4 separate regions of the Homo sapiens genome follow, and regions 1, 2 and 4 are each linked to region 3. A link is an interaction called in ENCODE POLR2A ChIA-PET data of the cell type or tissue named here. Cell type or tissue: K562. All regions are shown on one strand. Region 1 overlaps ALOX12-AS1 (ALOX12 antisense RNA 1). Region 2 overlaps ALOX12 (arachidonate 12-lipoxygenase, 12S type). Region 3 holds the start of LOC124903906 (a long non-coding RNA gene). Region 4 overlaps ALOX12 (arachidonate 12-lipoxygenase, 12S type).

The links. Peaks named below come from ENCODE experiments on the same cell type or tissue, not always from the same donor. Only the 100,000 strongest peaks of a DNase experiment are listed, where the experiment ranks them.
Region 1: POLR2A ChIA-PET joins it to region 3 with 5 read pairs; 3 of 35 experiments call an interaction of 5 or more read pairs at or near these places.
Region 2: POLR2A ChIA-PET joins it to region 3 with 7 read pairs; 10 of 35 experiments call an interaction of 5 or more read pairs at or near these places.
Region 4: POLR2A ChIA-PET joins it to region 3 with 5 read pairs; 4 of 35 experiments call an interaction of 5 or more read pairs at or near these places.

The regions. Positions count from the first base shown.
Region 1 is chr17:6,988,615-6,992,614 of GRCh38, reverse strand. The region is part of intron 2 of ALOX12-AS1 (ALOX12 antisense RNA 1); the gene reads left to right. Among named protein-coding and RNA genes, the nearest start is that of ALOX12, 5.4 kb to the left of the region's middle. In K562, no CTCF peak of the experiment used is centred here; no DNase peak of the experiment used is centred here.
Region 2 is chr17:7,002,768-7,006,767 of GRCh38, reverse strand. It overlaps ALOX12 (arachidonate 12-lipoxygenase, 12S type), which reads right to left. Exons shown (of 14, transcript NM_000697.3): 9 at 1,425-1,511; 10 at 741-910; 11 at 161-282. The region is part of intron 2 of ALOX12-AS1 (ALOX12 antisense RNA 1); the gene reads left to right. Among named protein-coding and RNA genes, the nearest start is that of ALOX12-AS1, 7.6 kb to the left of the region's middle. In K562, a CTCF peak has its summit at 1,792 (motif pointing right); a DNase peak (open chromatin) is centred at 1,827.
Region 3 is chr17:6,938,026-6,942,025 of GRCh38, reverse strand. It overlaps LOC124903906 (a long non-coding RNA gene), which reads right to left and starts at 392. Exons shown (of 2, transcript XR_007065595.1): 1 at 1-392. In K562, no CTCF peak of the experiment used is centred here; a DNase peak (open chromatin) is centred at 1,525; H3K4me3 peaks cover 2,597 bases.
Region 4 is chr17:6,997,529-7,001,528 of GRCh38, reverse strand. ALOX12 (arachidonate 12-lipoxygenase, 12S type) reads right to left here. Exons shown (of 14, transcript NM_000697.3): 3 at 2,939-3,020; 4 at 2,692-2,814; 5 at 2,473-2,576; 6 at 2,063-2,223; 7 at 1,050-1,193. All of the region lies in intron 2 of ALOX12-AS1 (ALOX12 antisense RNA 1), which reads left to right. Among named protein-coding and RNA genes, the nearest start is that of ALOX12, 3.5 kb to the right of the region's middle. In K562, no CTCF peak of the experiment used is centred here; a DNase peak (open chromatin) is centred at 2,428.

The DNA of each region.
Region 1 (4,000 bases), 51 kb before region 3:
TGGCCTCCCAAAGTTCTGAGATTACAGGCGTGAGCCACCGCGCCTGGCCAGTGTTTTGTTATAGTAGCCCAAACTGACTAGCAGCCTTTTGTTTTGTTTTGTTTTTAGACAGGGTCTCACTCTGTCACCCAGACTGGAGTGCAAAGGCGCCATCACGGCTCACTGCAGCCTTGATCTCCCAGGTTCAGGTGATTGATTATACTGCCTCAGCCTCCCCAGTAGCTGGGACTACAGGCCCGTGCCAACATGCCCGACTAATTTTTGTATTTTTTGTAGAGATGGGGTTTTGCCATGTTGCCCAAGCTGGTCTCAAACTCTTGGGCTCAAGTGATCCGCTGGCCTTGGCCTCCCTCCCAAAGTGCTGGGATTACAGGGGTGAGCCACTGCACCTGGCCATTTTATTTTTAAATTTTGATTTGTCCCTAACAACTACCATTTTGTTCTTATGTATGCCACAGGAAGGATCAGGGGCTTGATTTTGTCAGCACCCTTTGCAGTAGGAAAGGCCACGTGGGCACACGTGTATGCCAAATGTAAATCTTCTTTCAAACTCCCGATTCCCTGCTGTCTGTGCCAGTAGCCAAGCCAACTCCCACATTCCCATTACCTCTCTTTGCAGAACAATTTACCTTCTGTGTGTGTTTTTTTTTTTTGAGATAGAATCATGATCTTGGCTCACTGCAATCTCTACCTCCCAGGTTCAAGTGATTCTCCTGCCTCAGCCTCCTGAGTAGCTGGGATTACAGGCACCCGCCACCATGCCTGGCTAATTTTTATACTTTTAGTAGAGATGGGGTTTTGTCTTGTTGGGCAGGCTGGTCTCGAACTCCTGACCTCAGGTAATCTGCCCTCCTCGGCCTCCCAAAGTACTGGGATTACAGGCGTGAGCCACCGTGCCCGTCCCAGGCTCCACTTCTAATTCTAGTTCTCTTTCAATTTCTACTACATCTGCAGTTAGTTCCTCCAAGAAGTCTTGAACCCCTTGTAGTCATCCATAAGGGTTGGAATCAACTTCTTCCAAACTCCTGTTATGTTGATATTTTGGCTTCCTCCATTGAATCATGAATTTTCTTTTTTCTTTTTCTTTTTTCTGAGACTGAGTCTTGCTCTTGTTGCCCAGGCTGGAGTACAGTGGCACAATCTCTGCTCACCGCAACCTCCACCTCCTGGGTTCAAGCGATTCTCCTGCCTCAGCCTCCCGAGTAGTTGGGATTACAGGTGCCCGCCACCACGCCTGGCTAATTTTTGTATTTTTAGTAGAGATGGGTTTCAGGCCAGGTGCGGTGGCTCACACCTGTAATCCCAGCACTTTGGGAGGCTGACGCAGGTGGATCATGTGAGATCAGGAGTTCAAGACCAGCCAGGCCAACGTGGTGAAACCCTGTCTCTACTAAAAAATACAAAAATTAGCTGGGTGTGGTGGTGGGTGCCTGTAATCCCAGCTACTTGGGAGGCTGAGGCAGGAGAATTGCTTTAACCTGGGAGTGGAAGTTGCAGTGAGCCGAGATCATGCCACTACACTCCAGACTGGGCCACTCAGTGAGACTCTGTCTCAGGAAAAAAAAAGACGGGGTTTCACCATGTTGGCCAAGCTGGTCTCGAACTCCTGACCTCAGGTGATCCGCCTGCCTCAGCCTCCCAAAGTGCTAGGATTACAGGCATGAGCCACAGTGCCTGGCCTCAATCATGAATTTTCTTAATGGCATCTAAATGGTGACTCCTTTCTAGAAGGTTTTCAGTTCATTTTGCCCAGATCTATCTATGGCAGCTATATAGCCTTATGAAATGTATTTGTTTCTTTGTTACTTTATTATTATTATTATTTTAAATTTTAGAGCCAGAGTCTCTGTTGCCCAGGCTAGAGTACAGTGGTGTGATCATAGCTCACTGCAACCCTGAGCTCCTTGGTTCGAGTGGGCCTCCTGGCTCAGCCTTGTGAGTAGCTAGGACTGCAGGTGCACACCACTGCATTGGCTAATTTTTAAATTTTTTGTAGAGAGATGAGGTTGCACTATGTTATTATGTTATTCAGCTTGTTTTGAATACCTGGGCTCAAGTGATCCTCCTGCCTTGACCTCCTAAAGCACTGGGATTACAGGAATGAGCCACCATGTCTGGGCCCCTGTTTATTTTTATTTATTTATTTATTTATTTAGACAGAGTCTTGCTCTGTTGCTCAGGCTGGAGTGCAATGGTGTGATCTCGGCTCACTGCAACCTCCTCCTCCTGGGGTCAAGTGATTCTCCTGCCTCAGCCTCCCCAGTAGCTGGGATTACAGGCACCTGCCATCACGCCCAGCTAAGTTTTGTATTTTTAGTAGAGACGGGGTTTCACCATGATGGCCAGGCTGGTCTCTAACTCCTGACCTCAGGTGATACACCTGCCTCGGCCCTGTTTTTTAAAATAATTACAGTGACAGGTCAAAATTACTCCTGATCCTTGGGCTGCAGAATGAATGATGTGTTAGCAGTCACGAAAACAGCATTAATCTCCCTGTACATCTCCATCAGAGCTCTTGGGTGACCAGGTGCATTCTCCATGAACAGTCATTTTTGAAAGGAATGTTTTTGTGAGCAGTAGGTATGAACAGTGGGTTTAAAATATTTAGTAAATCATGATGTAAGCAGATGTGTCATCCAGGCTTTGTTGTTCCATGTAAAGACACAGGCAGAGTAGATTTAGCCAAGTTCTCAAGGGCCCTAGGCTTTTCAGAATGATAAATGGGCACTGGCTTCAGCTTAAAGTCACCAGCTGCATTAGCTTCTCATGAGAGTCAGCTTGCCCTCTGAAGTTTTTTTTTGTGTTGTTTTTGAGACAGAGTCTCGCTTTGTCACCCAGGCTGGAGTGCAGTGGCACGATTTTGGCTGACTGCAACCTCCGCCTCCCAGGTTCAAGTGATTCTCCTGCCTCAGCCCCCCGAGCAGCTGGGACTACAGGCATGTGCCACCATGCCTGGCTAATTTTTGTATTTTTAGTAGAGATGGGGTTTCACCATGTTGGCCAGGCTGATCTCGAACTCTTGACCTTGTGATCCACCTGCCTCAGCCTCCCAAAGTGCTGGGATTACAGGTGTGAGCCACTGCGTCCAGCCTTCCTTTGAAGTTTTGAAGGCAGGTATTGACTTCTCCTCTCCAGCTATGAAAGTCCTAGATGGTATCTTCCTCCAATATAAGACTTTAAACTACAATGAAAATCCGTTGTTTAGTGTTGCCACCTTCTTCAGTGATCTTAGCTGGATCTTCTGGATAACTTGCTGCAGCTTCTCCATCAGCACTTGCTGCTTCACCTTGCACTCTTATGTTATGGAGATGGCTACTTTCCTTAAACCTCATGAGCCAACTCTGCTAGCTTCCTGCAGCTTCCTTATCTCTCTCACCCTTAACAGATTTGAAGAAAGTTCGAGCCTTGTTCTGGATTAGGCTTGGTTTAAGGGAATGTTGTGGATGGTTTAATCTTCTATCCGGACCACTAAAACTTTCTCCATATCAGTAATAAGGCTATCTCACTTTCTTTTTTTTTTTTTGAGATGGAGTCTTGCTCTGTCACCAGGCTGGAGTGCAGTGGTGCCATCTTGGCTCTCGGCAACCTTCACCTCCTGGGTTCAAGCGATTCTCCTGCCTCAGCCTCCCAAGTAGGTGGACTACAGGCGAGCGCCACTACGCCCAGCTAATTTTTGTATTTTTAGTAGATACCATGTTTCACCATATTGGCCAGGGTGGTCTCGATCTCTTCACCTCGTGATCCGCCCACCTTGGCCTCCCAAAGTGCTGGGATTACAGGCATGAGCCACTGCGCCTGGCCAGTGAAGGCTTTTGTGATGAGTTAAAACATGGTGGAAAAGGTCAAAGGGGAAATGAGCACCTGCGAAGAGGATCCAAACCCAAGGGGCACCCTGGCTTTATAACAACACACACTCATGGGAATGAATTCATTTCCCCGAGAATCAATCCAGGCTCATGAGAGTGAGAACTCACTACTGTGAGAAGCACACCAAGCCACT
Region 2 (4,000 bases), 65 kb before region 3:
AGTCGGAGGAGGTGGGAATGGGATACACATGCTTTCCCGTGTGGAGGGAGGAAGGGAGGCGTGATGAGAGGCTGGGGTCCTGTCCCCAGAAGGGCAGGGCTGGGAAGGCGCCCTGGCAGAGTCTCCCAGGAGCTTCTTCTGTCTCTAGAATGGATCTTACCTCGGTCCTGGGCCTGGCACAGCCCCACCTCCGTGATCTCCCGACACCAGGCCTGCAGCTCAGGGTCCCCCTTCACTATGTCATCCCTTTGGTAGAAGAGGTGGACGATCCCCTCCACATACCTGCCCAGGGGGAAAAGGCACTTGAGGGCAGAAAGCCCCCGCCTCTGACCTCTATTCCTCTTTCTGTGGCATCTGCCCAATGCTTCCACAGTATCTGGGAAGACACCTCGCCTTTGGGACATCCTCAGCCCTCTAAACACACTAGCATCTCATGGAAGATGTGGGTCCTTAGTTCTAGGAATTCGCATGGTTGCTGTCATACATCGTCAGAAAATCCTGATTTTTCCAGACACCTCCCCCAGTCTCCCCCCACAGCTCCCCTCACCTCCTCTCTCTGCCTCATCCCAGTCTCCTCATTTTCAGAGCCACCCACTGTGTCCTCACTTTTCCTCATCTCTCCCCAGGATTGAGTTCTCTGCTTCTCCTTTCTGGACCTTCTTGCTTTTGCCCCATGCTGGCCTCAGGCCAGAGCCCCCCCCCCCCCCGGCCCCACCATTTCTCAGCTCCTCCTTACTCACCTGGCAATGATCTCCCAGAGCCGTAAAGCATCATGGGCATAGAGAGCACCTGGGAGTCCCAGCAGGCCCCGGTCAGCCAGGTCGTCAGGAGGACAGAGGGAGCAGTAGGTCAGCTGAGCTGCCGCCCGACGGAGCAACTGTACATGGCCCCCTCCACCTGTGCTCACTGCCTGGGACAGGAGATCACAGGTCTTAGAGGGGGAAACAGGGCTGGAGAACCAACACATCTTCCATAAAGTGGGGCAAATGTGGGATTTTCAGATATTAAGACATGGGTATACAGCACTTTGGGAGGCTGAGGTGGGTGGATCATGAGGTCAGGAGTTCGAGACCAGTCTGGCCAACACAGTGAAACCCCATCTCTACTAAAAATATAAAAATTAGCTGGGCATGGTGGCGGGCGCCTGTAATCCCAGCTACTCGGGAGGCTGAGGCAGGAGAATCGCTTGAACCCAGGAGGCGGAGATGGCAGTGAGCCGAGATGGCGCCACTGCACTCCAACCTGGGCGACAGAGCTAGACTCTGTCTCAAAAAAAAAAAAAAAAAAAAAAAAGACATGGGTATAAAAGGGACAGGTTCATAGGTTAAGAGTGAGGACATTCACACATAGTTGATCTTGGATCCTGAAAGTGGCAGATCATGGAGAGATGGATGAGGCAGTCCCATGCCCCGTACCCTCCTCACCTTATCAAAAATTCCTCCATCTGAGATGAGTTGGGTCCGGGCCCGGGTGTTGATTTCCATGGTGTAGCGGATATGGGGGATCAGGAACTGGAGAGGAGGAGATTGGAGGGCGTGACTGGTGGAGGCCATGCTTGGGTCCTTCCTGGTAGGGCCTGGCACCCAGCATGGCGCCTTCTCCTCTTGATGCTTTCCTTTACAGGCTGATCTCCTGCTGTTCTGATCACTCACTCTTGTGCTCTCCAACTTCCCTGTGAGTTGGGCCCTGGAGCCAGACTGACCAGGATTTTAACCTACACTTTACTCCTCATTTGAGACTTGGCCAAGTTAATAACCTTTTAATCTGCAATCTCTTCATTTGTCAACAGGGGGCAGCAATAGACTCTCTTATCTCAGGGGCTGTGGTGATGCTCACCTAAGTGATGTTGGAGAGTGTCTATTACACATAAGAGTCCTGGAATAGTAGCTGTCTGCTTCATTGTTTCTACCTTGAGTATAGGTGCCTTATGAATCAGCCCTTTCTGATTTTCTTTGCTACCTCCTCTGTCATTCACATCCTCTTAAACTAGCCTCTCTGCTTATGATCAAAGCTGCATCTCCATCTTTTAGTTGTTTCACAGTTGGGGGTTTCTTTAGGGGATGGATGGGGAGAATACTTTCTGTCAGAACTAGAAGAGCTATATTCAGCTACCTGTTTAAGCAAATCTTTCTCCACCCCTACTTAAGCACTGTTGGGCCCCTCTTCTCCTGCTTTTCCTTAGCTATTGAAAAAAGGCCATGGTCTTTTTTTAATATTAAAATATTTTCCTTAGCTATTAAAATTTAATATTAAATTTAAATTAATTTAATATTAAATATTTAATTTTAAATTAAAATTTTAATTTAATATTAAAATAAAAATATTAAAATTTAATTTAATATTGAAGCAATTAAAATTAAAATTAAATTAATTAATATTAAATTAAATTAAATTAAATTAATATTAAAATTAAAAATATTAAAATTTAATTTAATATTAAATTAATATTAAAATTAAAAATATTAAAATTTAATTTAATATTAAATTAATTAAATTAAGTTAAATTAATATTAAATTAAATTAAGTTAAATTAATATTAAATTAAATTAATTTAATATTAAAATTAAAAATTTAAATGTTTATTTAAAATTAAATTTAAATTTTAAATTTAAATTTATTTAAATTTTAATTATTTATTTAAAATTAAAATTAAAATTTTAATTTAATATTAAATTAAAATTTTAATTTTAATAAATTAAAATTTATTAAATTAAAAATATTAAAATATTTTCCTTAGCTATTAAAAAAGGCATGGTCCTTACATGCGTTTCTTTTTATCTTAGACTGTTTGTCTTCCTTTCCACATAGTTAACATGCAGGTTTCAAGCAGTTTTGGTGCTTGTCTGAATTGTTGATGCTGGACACTGGCAATGACCCCAATGACACCTTTGGTGTTAAGATACCAAAGCAGCTCACATTAACCTGAAGCTTTTCAGAAGATTCATGAAAGATGCCAAATGTCACGGAAAGGCCAAAGTCCACATGAGGAGAAAGGATGCCTAAGGATAAACAGTCCTTAATAATAATAATTGCAAGAACTAGCTGGGTGTGGCGGCATGTGCCTGCAATCCAGGTTACTTGGGAGACTGAGGCAGGAGGATCGCTTGAGCCCAGGAATTTGAGACTAGCTTGGGCCACATAGTGAAACCCTGTCTCTACAAAAAATAAAAAAAATTAGCCAGGCATGGTGGTGCACACCTGTAGTCCCAGCTACTCTGAAGGCTGAGGTTAGAGGATCGCTTCAGCCCAGGAGTTTGAAGCTGCAGTGAGTTATGATTACGCCACTGGACTCCAGCCTGGGTGACAGAGTGAGAACTTGTCTCTGAAAAAAAAAAATTTGCAAGAACTAATGTTTTTTGTAGCATTTAGCTTGTGTCACACCATTAAGTCATTTTAACCTTTAATAACCTCACGATGGAACATGTGAGGACATCTGGAAATTATTGAGGCCGGGGTTCAGGACTAAGACCCCAGCAATCCAAAGTCAGAGCCTGCATAGGCCACTGTTAAGACATGTGCAGGCTTGACCCTTGTGTGCATCTGCCAGCAACTCAGCTGTCCGCTGGGGCATGGCATTACTGTGGTGAGTGGAGACACGGAGAGGACTGAACTAGGAAACGGAATTGTAAGTGTGAATAGAGGCTTCACTTGTTCGTGTGGAGCAGAGGATGGGGAAGCAGGAGACAGCATGAGATGAATGAAATCCAAGATTCCATTCATCAGACTGGTCTCCATCTTGTCTATGTTACCGAAGGGGAAAATTCCAGAGGCGGCACAGCTATACTGGCCAGGCTTGGGGGGTCTTGGTGGAGGCCCCCAGCTGAAACACAATTTGGTTGTTTTTACCCAGGACATACTTGCATATCTTGCCAATACATCAAACTCCATGTACCTAAAACCAAACACCTCATTTTTGCTGACTCTGGTTTCTTCTAACTTTACTGTTTCTGACAATTACTCTGGTTTGTAAGCTTGTATCATTTTTGTGCTCCCTCTGCCA
Region 3 (4,000 bases):
TCCCACCTCAGAATCTTGGTCTCCACAACCCCTTATCTTAACCCAGACAATTCCTTTCTATTGATTTCAGGTCCTTAGATAATAACAACTTGGCTGGGCACAGTGGCTCACGCCTGTAATCCCAGCACTTTGGGAGGCCAAGGCGGGCGGATCACCTGAGGTGGGGAGTTCGAGACCAGCCTGATCAACATGGAGAGACTCCATTTCTACTAAAAATACAAAATTAGCCGGGCATTGTGGCGCCTGCCTGTAATCCCAGCTACTCAGGAGGCTGAGGCAGGAGAATCGCTTGAACCGGGGAAACGGAGGTTGTGGTGAGCTGAGATTGTGCCACTGCACTCCAGCCTGGGCAATAAGAGGGAAACTACATCTCAAAAAAAAAAAAAAAAAAAAAAAAAGAGAGAGAGAGTGAGAGAGAGAGAGAGAGAGAGAGAGAGAGAGAGAAAATGGCTCAACAGCAAATGCAGGCATTTATGTCCAGGATAAACTTATAGAGGTGGGGGACCAGCTTAGTGTCAGTGCCCACTGCTTACAGGCTGGGGTATTTATAGGTATGGGCGGGAGGGGCCTGGGCAGTATGGCTTGCTGCCTGATAGGATATTGATAAGATGTTCCTTTGATCAGGCGGTTTGGCCCTTGTTCTGGTGGAGTGTGGTGTTCCTTGCATTTTCTCCTAGCAGAATAAGATAAGAGGCAGGCTGTTTCTCACGGTCCGAACCCCCGTGGAATGTTCCACTTTGACCAAGGTCTGTGAAATGGCGGGAGACTTACATAATGGTGCAGTTTGGACTAACACTTTTGAGGGCTCTTGTTTTTTTTGACTGTATATATTTTCTAGGAGGAGAACAAGTTTCTGGGTACTCTTAAATATTACTTGTGAGCTTTAAGTTACTCAGTGATTTGACTTACGGTGGTGGTTATCTTTAAATACGTCATGCTTTTTTTCTTAACCATTTTTAGTGTGGACTGTATAGAATACACAAAAGGCCACCATATTTATATACAATTTAAAAAATAATTTAAAGCAAATTAAAAAGTACCCAGATAGCTACAACCCAGTCCAAGAGTTAGAATATGGACAGAGTCCCTTTCCCCACTCCATCCCCTACCTGCAACAAACCTCTTCCTCTTCCCGGAAGTAACCACTCTCCAAACGTGTGACAATCACTTCCTTGCAAATGTTTATAGTTTTACACTTCTATATGCATTGCTTAATTTTGCCTTTTATGTTTAGACCTTTAATCTACTTGAAATTTATTTACGTATGATATAAAGGTCCATTTTTTTCCATATGGACACTTCCCTGTCCCACCACTGTCTATTAGAATTTCTACTTCCTCGCCTGATCTACACTACCACTGAGGCAGGAGAATAGGGTCTGGAGGCAGGGAAGCTAAGGCTGATTCATGCTGCTTATGAGGGAAAGGAGGGGTTGAATTGGGCTTAGGTTCGGAACCCAAGCCCGATTCATCCCTTTTCAACCCCTCCTTTTTTCTGCGAGGCAGTTGAAAAATGAAAGTACCTCTGATTGGTCCCCTCCTGCAACCAATCAGACTGGTCGGGGGCCAATGGGAACCCTCTAGAGGGTATTTAAACCTCAGAAAATTCAGTAACAGGCTTTGGAGCTGCTTGCTTGAGCCCACTGTCCTCTGTTGGAGTAAATCTCTGCTTTCCCTGCCTTGCTTTGTGTGTTTTGTCCAATTCTCAGTTCAAAACGCCAAGAACCTGGCCAACTACCCTTCAGCTGGTAACGTATTTTGGTGAGCCAGCCAGGAGGTAAGCCCAACGTTTGGGATTTATTTTCCTTTTTGTCCTCTTTCTCTCTCTTTTCCTTTCCAACTCGGGACTCTCGGTGGACAGTGCCTAGGCATGGAGGCAACCGCAGGTTTGTGGTTGGGGCCACTCTCCAGGGAAACTGAAAGGGTTCCGTGTGGAAGCGCCTGATCACCACCACCCGGTTTGGGTGAGGGACCTGAGTCCTTTTCTTTTCAGTCTTGCAGCAGCTGTTTCCTGGCAGGGCAAATGGTCAGAAATACCATATGTACAGGCCTTCACGGCCCTACGCCAAAACCTAATCATCTCCGCAAAGAAAGTCCAAAGACAGGACTAGATAGTATAGATGACCCCCTTTTATAAGGGCCACCTGTCTCTCAGGGTGAACATAACCGCCCCCACGTAGCCCCTTGCCAAGTGCTCCTGAGGCTAAAACCCAAACCCTGGACACCCTACTAGGTCCCCCTCACGCTCGGAGGGGACACTACATTCCACTCTCCCTCCAGCCCTGCTACCCCTTCAGGAAGTAGCAGGAGCCGAGGGGCCAGTCCTAGTGCAGGCCACCTTCTCTATAACTGATATACAACGGTGTCAGGGAAAGCTAGGAAGCTCTTCTAAGAATCCCAGGAAATTAGCAGATGGGTTCCAAACTTTGACCTCAGCCTTCGATCTCTCACAGAGAAATGTTCAATTCATTCTAGCAACCTCTTGCACCCCCTTTGAAAAGGAATGAATCTTTTGAGGCTGCCCACTGGGAAGCAGACGATTTATTTGCCCAAAACCCTCAGGGCAATCACCTGGGCCCAGACACAGTCCCCACAACTGATCCTAATTGAGACTCTAATGCTCTCGTGGGAACGAAAAACTGGGCTAAATTTCTTGAGGCTCTCCTTGGAGGAATGAGAAAGGGAATAACTAAGGCAGTAAGTGATGATGAAGTAAGGGAGGTTCCACCGGACCAGGTAACCCTTGCCATGCTCATGCTACAATCTGGAAAGGAAGAGGGCTGCTAACTAGCAAACACTCCCCTGTAAAGCATAGGCCTGAAATTCTGCAGCTTTTGGAAGCAATACACCTGCCAAAGGCTGTAGCTGTAATTCATTGCAGGGAGCATCAAAGGGCCTTAACCCTTATAGCACAAGGAAACAGAAAGGCTGATAGAGAAGCGAAAGCTGTAGTTCTCAGGGTGCAATCCCAACAGATTCCAGCTCTACTTCTTTTCTGTGATTCCCCAATGGAGCCTGAATACACACCACAGGAAGAACAGTTAATAAAGGAGCAAGGGGGACAAAACCCAGGATGCTGGTGGTACATGGCATCAAAACCACATCTCCCTCAAGCAGCCTGATGGAGAATTAGAAAAACTCTGCATGACTCTTTGCATATGGGGAGAGAAGCCACCCTGGCCGTGGTTAACAGGCTCTTCATTGAGCCTAACTTAGCTTCTGTGGTTAAGCATGTCTGTCAAACCTGCTCACTGTGTGCACTGAACAGCCCAGGAAACAGAATGCCTCCTGTAATAGAACCAGTCCAGAGGGGAGTTGTATTAGAGGACGCTGATAGAACATACCCAGGAAAAGATGGGCGATTAGACTTCACACATATGCCAGCTGGCAGAGGTTATAAGTTTTTGTTAGTGCTAATAGATATCTTTACTGGTTGGGTCGAAGCTTATCCTACCAGATCAGAGAAGGCTACTGTGGTTATAAGGTTCTCTTAAAAGAAATAATCCCCCAGTTTGGGTTACTTCAGCGTCTCCAAAGTGATAACGGCCCATACTTTATCTCCCAGATAACTCAAGTAGTTGCTAAGGCTCTCAGAATCAAATACTATTTACATTCAGCATGGAGGCCTCAATCCTCTGGGAAAGTAGAAAGGGCTAATCAACCTCTAAAAGGATCGTTAGCTAAGTTCGATCAGGAAACATCAGAAGCTTGGGTCAGCTTACTGCCCATAGCTCTCTTAAAAATCTGTAATACCCCTAGAGCAAAATTTAATATAAGCCTATACGAAGGCTATTAGTTTGTTTTTATGTGTGTGTGTGTGTGTTTTTTTTTTTTTTTTTGAGACGGAGTCTCTCTCTATCGCCTAGGCTGGAGTGCAGTGGCACGATCTTGGCTCACTGCAAGCTCCGCCTCCCGGGTTCACGCCATTCTCCTGCCTCAGCCTCCCGAGTAGCTGGGACTACAGGCGCCCGCCAGCACGCCCAGCTAATATTTTGTATTTT
Region 4 (4,000 bases), 60 kb before region 3:
ATGACTAAGTAAGATTATTGCCTTCTAGGAGGTTATAGTCTAGCAGGAGGACTGTGAACCCTCCCAGCCTGCCGCTCGCTAGCTGGAGTGCCCTGATGTCAGGTGGAAGGCAGGAGGGACTGGAAGAAGGGGGTCCAGAAGGAGGCCCTAACAGTGGTGTGGGAGAAACCTGCTGCTTTGGGGTCGGCGCTCAGATGGTGGTGGAATGTGAAGGAGAAGTAGGAGGTGTAAGATTATTGACAGTTCTTGTCACCTGACTGTTAAGAATAGTGAGAGAAGGCCAGGTGCAGTGGCTCACACCTGTAATCCCAGCACTTTGGGAGGCCGAGGCAGGCAGATTACTTGAGCCCAGAAGTTCAAGACCAGCCTGGGCAATATGGCGAAACCCCATCTCTACAAAAAATACAAAAATTAGCCAGGCCCACATGGTGGCACATGCCTGTGGTCCCAGCTACTGGAGGGACTGAGGTGGGAGAATTGCTTGAACCCAGGAGGCGCAGGTTGCAGTGAGCCAAGATCACACAACTGTATTCCAGCCTGAGTGACACAGTGAGATTCTGTCTCAAAAAAAAAAAAGAAATTGCGAGAAAAGATATTCAAGAGATGGCGAGGGTTCAGAGCCAGAGGCCACTGAGAGATGAGATAGTGATTCTGAAAGTGTAGTCCTGAACTGGTAGTGTCAGCATCACTTTGGAACTTATAAAAACGCAAACTCTTAGTTCCCACCCCAGACATACTGAATCAGAAAGTCTGGTCATGGGATCCAGAAATCTGCATTTCAACAGGCATTCAGGTGATTCTGATGCACACTGAAGTGTGAGGACCATTGGATACAGGATGAGAACTCCAGGAGGCCATTTTGACTCTTGAAAAAGTAATTCTAGTTGGATGAGGCAGGGGAGACGAGGGTACAGGCAAATAGTGACATGAAGACAAGTCTCACTGAGTGAGGATGGGGTTTGGGAGCCAAGAGCTGGGGGTTGGGTCCCTGGGAGCAGAGGTTGAGGTGAACAGAGTGCAACGTTGTGGGAGAGGTCTGGGGCCCTTACCTGGATGACCATGGGCTGCAGCTTCCCATTGGGCTCCATCTTCAGCATAACGAGGGGGGCAGCCAGGTATTGCTTCTCTCCTCGGATCACGTTGGCTGGAATTCCATCCAGAAGGATGAAGTCAGCTTCAAACAGGGAACCATTCTGGGGACAGGAGGGATGTATCCATTTTTAGAGTTCAAAGTCTACCCCCAGGGGGCCGGGGCAAAGGGCAAGAGATTTAGTCTAGCTTCTTGCCATTCTCCTGCATCAGTACCGGAGCCCTGTTGGGAGAACTAGAGCCCCTGGTCCAGTTCCTCTCATCTTAAAGTGAAGAAACAGTCTGGTGAGGGTAGATGTCTTGTGTGTGGATGTGGTGGCAGATCTGGGTTTGGAACCAGGCCTGCTCAATCCAGTTGGCATCACAGGCATTGTAAACTGACCACCTGTCAAATGGCCAGGCCCCTTTCTGATCATTCCCGAATGGTCTGCGCTCTGGTTTTGGCTCCTATCAGCTCAGCAAATGCTCTTTCATTCCCTATTCAAATCTCACATCCTCTGCCAAATATTCCAGAGAGCTTCCCCTACTACCCCTGCCACCGCATACAGCACACACATGCATACGCACACATTTTGCCTAGGCTTGTCCTCAGTACAGTCCATTGCTTCCAAACCCCGCTCTCTTTTTCTAGAAAGCCTCCCCGATTCTCCCCACCTGATGGCACTTCCTCACTTTTCTCCCTGCCCATGAACACTGGAGTCCAGAACACTGCGGCCAGGCAATGTCACTGTTCCTGCTAACATCTCCAGCCCCTCTCTGTGTGCTGGGGATCCATTCTATTTTCCCCTTCCTGCTGGGAGCTCCTCATAGTTTCTTCCCCTACATATTTTATTTCTGTATTTTTCCAGCACAGGACTGCACCAAGGGGCAATGCAGTACTGCAGCCTTCCTCTGACTCAGTTTGGATTCTCTCTGTCCGTTCTCACCACACTACTAAGGAGAGAACAGTGCCAGGCAGGGGAAGGAGAGGTACCTGAAGTTCTTTCTCCAGTTGAGCCTGAAGCTCTTCCATCCCCGAGGGCAGCACTAGCCTGGAGGGCAGAGAGGTCGAGCGTCTCAACAGCATGGGGTTGGCACCATTGAGGAACTGGTAGCTGAACAACTCATCATCCTGCCAGCACTGGCGAACCTTCTCTTTGGTGGGCGGTGAAAGGAGGATATATGTACCACAGCCTGCATATCCCTTCTCCAAAATCTACCCCAGGGGTTCAGGTATATAACCCTCCCTGAACCCAGCTTCTGCGTTTTCATTCTCAAGGCCTCTCTGAGTTGACCAGATATGATAAGGTCTCTTCTTGCAAAGAGTTACGGGGGACTGTGGAGTGTGATGAGTCATCCAGAGGGGCCATTAAGGGATTATGGAGACCTCGGGGAACCACTGACCAGCCAGGGCACTCTTCTGGCCCCAGAAGATCTGATCAAAGTCTTCTAGGCAGTTCCAGGAGCTCAGGAGGGTGTAAACACGTTTGAGGGCCATCTCCAGAGCCCTAGGACAGGTATTGAGGCTTAACTCATCAGCTGATCCCTCAGTCCCTCACCGTCTATCATCATTCTTGGCCCTCCCAGCCCTTATTTCACTCCGAGGTCTAGCCTTTTTCTCACCCTGCCTTCAGTGTCCATTCAAAGTCCAGCCTCTTCTCCTCATGGAATCTCATATTTGGAGGTAGATCATCCTTACGGTCTGCAGCGATGGTCAGGGGTAACCCTTCCTTCCAGGTGGCCCAGCTAGGAGTTGGGGACAAAGCTTCAGGAAGGATGTCATGGTCAGTGATGGGGCCAGGGGCAGGGGCAGGGGCAGGGAAGGGGTGGGACAGTGGTGGCGGGGTTAGTTTAAGGGGTGGGTGGTCACCAGTAGATCTGCTGTCTGTCTTTCAGTTCCTTCTCTCGATGCTTCTGGAACATGTCCAAAGCATTGTCTCCTGGCAGGCGGGCTGGGGAGACATCAAGACAATTGGCCTCACGGCTCTGTCTGGTCCTATGCCCGCCTCTTGTCCTCATCTCCCTGTGGTTAGCCGTATTCCATGTTTTCAGCCATGCACTGTTGCTTTTATCTCTGGCTTTGCCTCATTTGATTATCCACCAGACACGTTTATCCCATCTTTGCCAACTTTGCACTCCTGCTTTCTCTTATTTCAGCCCTCATCCTTTGCCTGTAGATAAAAACCTCCTGTTTGCCACCATTTCTTGCTCCTTCACTCATCTTCCCCTACCTGGCCTTACTTCATCAATATCTATGGTTGGAAAAAAATCACCTTAATTAAGGTGATGAAATCTTAGTCACCTATACACCTACACCTACTGTCTACTACAGATTGCTTTGATTAATTTCACATCTTAAACCTCACCTGCCACGCCTTCACCTGTCCTCAAAAGATTCTACATTTGCTTTTTTTTTTTTAAACCTCATCTTTCTGGATTTACTATCATAATCTGTATCTATGGACTTATTCTGGGTCTTTTCTGCATTTACACTCACCTGTCTCAAAGTCATAGATTTGATGTTCCATCCCTACTGCCCTCACTCATCTCTGGATTCATCTCTCTTTTACTCATTACCCATGGTTAAAAATTCACTATTTGGGCCGGGCGTGGTGGCTCAAGCCTGTAATCCCAGCACTTTGAGAGGCCAAGGAGGGCGGATCACGAGGTCAGGAGATCGAGACCATCCTGGCTAATACGGTGAAACTCCATCTCTACTAAAAAAAATATAAAAAATTAGCCGGGTGTGGTGGGGGGTGCCTGTAGTCCCAGCTACTCGGGAGGCTGAGGCAGGAGAATGGCGTGAACCCAGGAGGTGGAGGTTGCAGTGAGCCAAGATCGCACCACTGCACTCCAGCCTGGGCAACAAAGCAAGACTCCATCTCAAAAAAAAAAAAAAAAAAAATTCACTATTTGCCATCCTCATTCCTCC